2 separate regions of the Homo sapiens genome follow, and region 1 is linked to region 2. A link is a contact called in ENCODE Hi-C data. All regions are on one chromosome and are shown on one strand. The core of a region is the stretch at or near the end of the contact, and the rest is flanking DNA. Distances in the headings are between cores, read along the strand shown. Region 1 overlaps NDUFA10 (NADH:ubiquinone oxidoreductase subunit A10). Region 2 has its middle 120 kb from the start of MIR4786.

Evidence for each region. A loop is a pair of places that touch in the nucleus more often than their neighbours do. Pooled maps may share reads with other maps.
Region 1: a loop to region 2 is called in a map of CD14-positive monocyte, with 2.5 times the contacts of the local background. The contact joins two enhancer-like sites. A Hi-C loop is called at or near these places in 8 of 168 maps with a recorded cell type or tissue (CD14-positive monocyte, HCT116, PC-3 and 5 more), 8 of 37 single-sample maps with no recorded cell type and 14 of 50 pooled maps.

Annotation. Positions count from the first base shown.
Region 1 is chr2:239,996,840-239,999,539 of GRCh38, reverse strand. The region is part of intron 8 of NDUFA10 (NADH:ubiquinone oxidoreductase subunit A10); the gene reads left to right. Among named protein-coding and RNA genes, the nearest start is that of NDUFA10, 27 kb to the left of the region's middle. Within about 2 kb of position 1,364, at least 2 of the 41 ENCODE cell types and tissues checked have a DNase peak (open chromatin) inside an H3K27ac peak, as active enhancers do.
Region 2 is chr2:239,819,361-239,822,060 of GRCh38, reverse strand. No RefSeq gene overlaps it. Among named protein-coding and RNA genes, the nearest start is that of MIR4786, 120 kb to the left of the region's middle. RefSeq lists an enhancer at 2,252-2,700. Within about 2 kb of position 1,265, at least 2 of the 41 ENCODE cell types and tissues checked have a DNase peak (open chromatin) inside an H3K27ac peak, as active enhancers do.

The DNA.
Region 1 (2,700 bases), core at 115-2,614, 180 kb before region 2:
CTGCTGCTGCTGCTGCTATGGAAGAGGCTGTCCAGCATCAGATGGAGCCCGAGGGGGATGGGGAACCCGCATGCAGGGAACCAGCAGAACAATCATCCACCCAGCTGTGCTTGAAGTCAGAGGGCAGTAGAGCCCCTCGGATGCAAGGAGCCAGCCTCTGGGCACAGAGCACCTTGGAGGAATGGTAGAGAGGAGATCTAAAGGGCCAGGTGGAAAACAGCCCCAGACTGTCCACCCAGAGAATGCAGAGGACGGTCGGCATTCACCGTTGTTCCCTGTCCAGAATGAAAACGTGCATCCCTACGTGAAACAGGGGCAGCCACCATGTCATTGTGCGGTGATGACCATTCATAGTCTTGAGTTGGTCACTGCAGGTGTTTTTCATATAAAGTAGAGGGAGAAAGAAACAACCTGCCACAGAATTCCTGGAGTCCCCGCTTCTGTGGTGAGTTCGGAGACCCAAGTTCACTTTGGTAGCTTCCTTGGTTCCCACAGCCTCCTCCCCTCTGCCAGCAGCTCAGCTCCATGTGGTCCTTACCTGGTGCAGCATCCTGAGCCTGTGTGCTGTGGGTTGGAGCCTTGGGGGCTCCCTCTGTGGTAGCTGCCTATCTCTGTTCAGAATAAGATTTATCACAGTGAATGAGGACAGATACGCAGACAGATCAATACAAAAAAAGACATGTTGGACTCTGGAGAAATCCATGCACAGGCTCTTCCTCCTGTGAGGGACACTGACACATTGATTGAGCAACTTTCTCAAGCAGTGAAAAATACAGTAACATATGGGCAGTATTTCTGCCTGGAAAGCCCTTTAGACACTCACTGCCCGTAATTTTTACTGGGGGCTGGTCACGTAGGAATCCTCTGCTTCGCAACTACTCAGGTTCCAGACTCCCAGAAAGAAGGCAGGTGTTCTCCATAACTCCCATCGTACCCTGGTAGGGCTGAGTTTGCTGCCCAGCCTCATTAGCATGGGGCACTTTTTAGAAGCTGAGTTTCCAGAAGCCAACCAAGGGCCAGCCTCGCAAGGAGGCCCTGCCACAGACAGCAGCATAGGCCTGCTCTGTGTGTGGCGAAGGAAAGGCTTTCTGAGAGCGCAAGAGCTGTGCTTTTGGCAGAAAAACTTCAGGCAGGGGAGGCAAATCCGAACCTAGGAGATGTGGTTTTTTACCTTGGGCAGAGCCTGGGATTTTAACAGGACTGAGGTTTTGTAAGAGAGGGGCAAGGGAACTGAGCACAGACAAAATCGCATGTGAGTAGTGGTGAACCATGACGCTTAGTCTGGGTAAGGAGGAAAGTGAAGGAGGGAGGGGTGAGGGGACTGAAATGACAAAGTGGATGAGAGGCCAAAGGCACACCCTCTTGGAAGAGAAAGTCGGGAACAAAGGTTGAATATAGAATCAAATCACCTGCGCTTCTGCCACCACAGTGCCAGGATTAACAGTTGAATGCAGGTTCTTCCAGTCTTTAAATATTTGTGTGTGCATATATTTCTAAATATATCTTGTGTGTATTTTTGTATTCTACTTCCAATATTTTGAGCATGTTCCTGTTTTGTTAAACATTTTAAAATTTGATTTTTTCATGGCTCCCCATATATGCTGCACTTACCATTGATTGAGATGCAAATCAGGGCTTGGCAAACTGTTTGGCCTGTGGGCCAGATCCAGCCGTCAGCTGCTAAGAATGATCCTTAACGTTTTTAAAGGATTGGAAGGAAAAGGAAGGATTATGTGATGGAAACTGTATATAGCTCTCAAAGCCTGGTATTTGCTATCCGGCCATTTACAGAAAAAGTTTTGACTTCTCCGACACTACATAATCTGCATAATTTACTGTTTCTTTAAAATAGATCTCTTGGATTATTTCAGTTTCTTCATGTTCATAATACAGTAAAGAGCATGTAGTACCCCTTCTTGTTCAATTTCAGGTTACTTAAGGTATAAAAGTGGTCAGAGTATATGAACGCATTTTACAGCTATTGAGTTTTTGCAAAATGATTCTCCGGAATATGTGTACCAGTATTCATACTTGGACCTGGTTCTCTGAATTTCCCTATAAAGAATATAATTAAACAAAATGCAAACAAAAACTTTCGATTCTGATACCCATACAAGTATTTGTTTTACTTTGCATTTTATAAACACTAAACTTCAATTTATATTTTTATTGGCTATTTATTTGCTCTTTGTGAATTTTCCCTTCATATTTATTAACTTTTTCGAAGAACCTGGTTTTTGTTTTGATGATTTATCCAGTTGTTTTCTGTTTTATTGATGTATACCCTAGTTTTATTATTTTTTCTCTGCTTTCTTTAGGCTTCACTTGTTCTTTTTCTATAGATTCCTAAGCTTATTGACTTTAGATCTTTTTTCTTTTCTAATATAGTCAGCCCTTTGTATCCCTGGGTTCCGCATCCTTGGATTCAACCAACCTTGGATCAAAAATATTTGGGAAAAAAGCCAATAAAAATAACACAGCAATAAAAAAATAATAAAAATGTAAAAATACAGTATAACAACTATTTATATAGCATTTACATTGTATTAGATATTATAATACTATATTATTGTATTACATTGCATTAGGTATTATACATACTCTAGAGATGATTTAAAGCAGGGGTGTCCAATCTTTTGGCTTCCCTGGGCCACATTGGAAGAAGAAGAATTGTCTTGGACCACACATAAAATAACACTG
Region 2 (2,700 bases), core at 16-2,515:
GACATCTCAGGCTCTCTCTCCAAAGCCCTGAGATCTGTTGTCCTGCCTCCTCCCTGTGCCGTGTGACTGCTGTCCTCTTGCACTCTCCTGGGCCTGCCACCTGCAGGGATCCTTGTCTTCCTGAGCCACCCCTTCCCTACCAGCATGGTGGCTTTTCTGCCTCTGCTCTCAGCCCTCTGCCTTCCAGCCAGAGCCCCCCTTTCCCATTGCCAGCTTAGACCCCAGCTGTTCTCCTGAGGTAGGGCCCTTCCTTGCCCAGGAAGGAGCCCAATTCCAGTATCTTCTCTTTGTCCTGGAGTCCCGTGGTCTTAGCCTCGGTCTTACCTGCTCCTGCCTGGGGCTGATGCTCCCATTAGGCTGCAGGTTCATGAGGGGTGAAATGGAGCAGTGTGGGATGTTTCTTGACCTTGGGAAAGTTGGGGAGGCAGAAAGCGGTGGGTCCATCTGCTCCAGCTGGCTGGGAAGCCTGCTGTTTGAATATGACCTGGTATATTCTAGACGTGGAGGCGTCAGATGGCCAGAGCTCCAGGACTACTCCACAGACACTCCTGTGCTGGTGGATGGCAGAAAGCCGGGGCTGGGCAGATCCGTGCTGCCTCCTTGGGCCCAGTGTCCACTCCTCTGGAGAAGCACTTGGGCTTCAGTGTCAAAGGCACAGATCCACACAGCAGCCCTGCAGCTCACCAGCTCTGAGAGCAGGCGCCATGTCCTTCCCTTCTGCACGGGGTGATAACAGCCTGGCCCTGTGACAGCTGGGTGATGTGGTGCTGAGGACTGTTTCACATAGAAGCTGGCAGGCTCCCTCCCAGTGCGTTACAGTGGAATCACTTATTTTTCCTGGGTCCCTGCGTGTTTTCTTCCTCCTGAGCACAGCATGCTATTGTGCCTGTCTGTGCTGTCAGAGTCACCGCCTGAAGTTAATGATGGTGGTCACAAAGTGTCACAACTGTCCTTGGCTTCCCTTGCCCTCATCCGAAGCAGCTCTGGCCCCAGCGGTGTCCTGGCCTTGGCTGGGATGACCCCTGTCTTGCCTTCCCTCCAATCTCTGCCTGGGAACTCTCCGCCCCGCCCTTGCCCCCACGTGGCCTTTCTAAGGTGACGCCATCAGACCTCTGCTTCCTCCCCCTCTCCTCTTTCTTGGGATCACAGCAGAATCCACCCATCTGTCCTTGGAAGCCCTGCCTGACACTGAGGCTGTTTGTCTGGATGACCTCCCAGCATCCATCTCTCTGATTTTGGCCACCTGCTCCTGATTCCCTGGGAGGTGGGTCTGATTTTCCCTCTTCTGTCATGGCCAGGATCAAATGCCCACTGTGTGCTCAGTGCTGGTGGCAGAGAGCTGAAGCCCCTGAGTTCCTACTCTCAAGGCATAAATGATCTAGAAAACAAGGATGTGGGTCATTTCAACACAGGGGACAGAGATTTCCAAAGGTGCAGTCATGAAACTGGACTGGAAATGCCATGGGGGGCTTCCCAGGAGAGGTGATACCCCCGCTAAATTGAGAGGAAGGGCAAAGTGCCCAAATCGAAGCACGGGGAGAAGGGGCTGAGGCCACAGGAACGGAGGTGCCAGCAAAGGCCCAAGCACTTGCAGCACGGATACGCACAGATCAGTGCGAGCTGGACGGGCACCTGCGTGGGGATGAGAGGAAGGGAGAGGGCACTGTCCCGATCCTTGGGCCAGGAGCGCCAGGCATCCCAGCTTTGACATGGCTCCTCTCCAGAAAAATCATCAGATACCAGATAAGGCAGAGGACGTGTGTGGGCGGCTGCATGGATGACTTCACACAGGCGGTTTGATGCTGCTGCTGATTGGATCGTGTTCCTGCTGCTACTTTCTGGAGTGGAACTCGAGGGAGAAGTTCTTTAAACAACCTGTTTCTGAGGTTCAAAAAGAGGCTCTGACACTCGGCCACTGTCCCCAGACAGAGCCTCTCCTCCTTTCCCTCCAGGTTCCTGGAAGACGGCCCCCTCTCCTCCAAGCACATCTGTCTCTTGGACTCTGAATTCCACCCCTTTGCCCCTGCAGACCCTGGGCACCCCTGCCTGGCACTGCTGAAGGACCACTCCCTCCCTGGGGACTCCCACCAGACCTGGGCGGTGGCTTCACCAGCCAACATGGAAGGGGCTCAGGGCAAATTGTCCTTGTTTGCAGATGAAGAAACAGAGCCTTGGTGTGCAAGACCAGAGTCCAGCCACAGAAGCAGCTGTGCCCCCTCCACTCCTCATCTTGAGAGACACCTTCCTTACACAATGCTGGGTGACCCAGGAACCCACATATTCAAGACAGAGGCCCCATTTATGGCAGCCGATGGCCCTGGGCAGGGGTGGGCTGATGTCTGCTGGATACAGACTGTAGGGTGCACTGGTTGTCAATTCTGGAATGTCCTGGAGAGCTGTGACTGGGAGGTGACAGCATCACCCACCCCGCTGGACACTTGTTCCCTTATGGGAAAGTCACAGCCCCTCTCGGGTGACCTTCTGAGCTTTAAGGCCTTCCTGCAGGCAGCTGTGTCCTCTGCCGGGCCTCCCCCGAGGTCCCCTCAGTGCTCTCCCATCTCAAGGCCGCACACACGTTTCTGGAGGCCTGGGCTGTCCTTCCTGGAGGTGCTGGAAGGAAGCACTGACTGCTCACCGTGTTCTGTGCTGTTTGATGCCTCCTTGGCCAGGGTTCATGACTTATACCATGTGCCGGATACT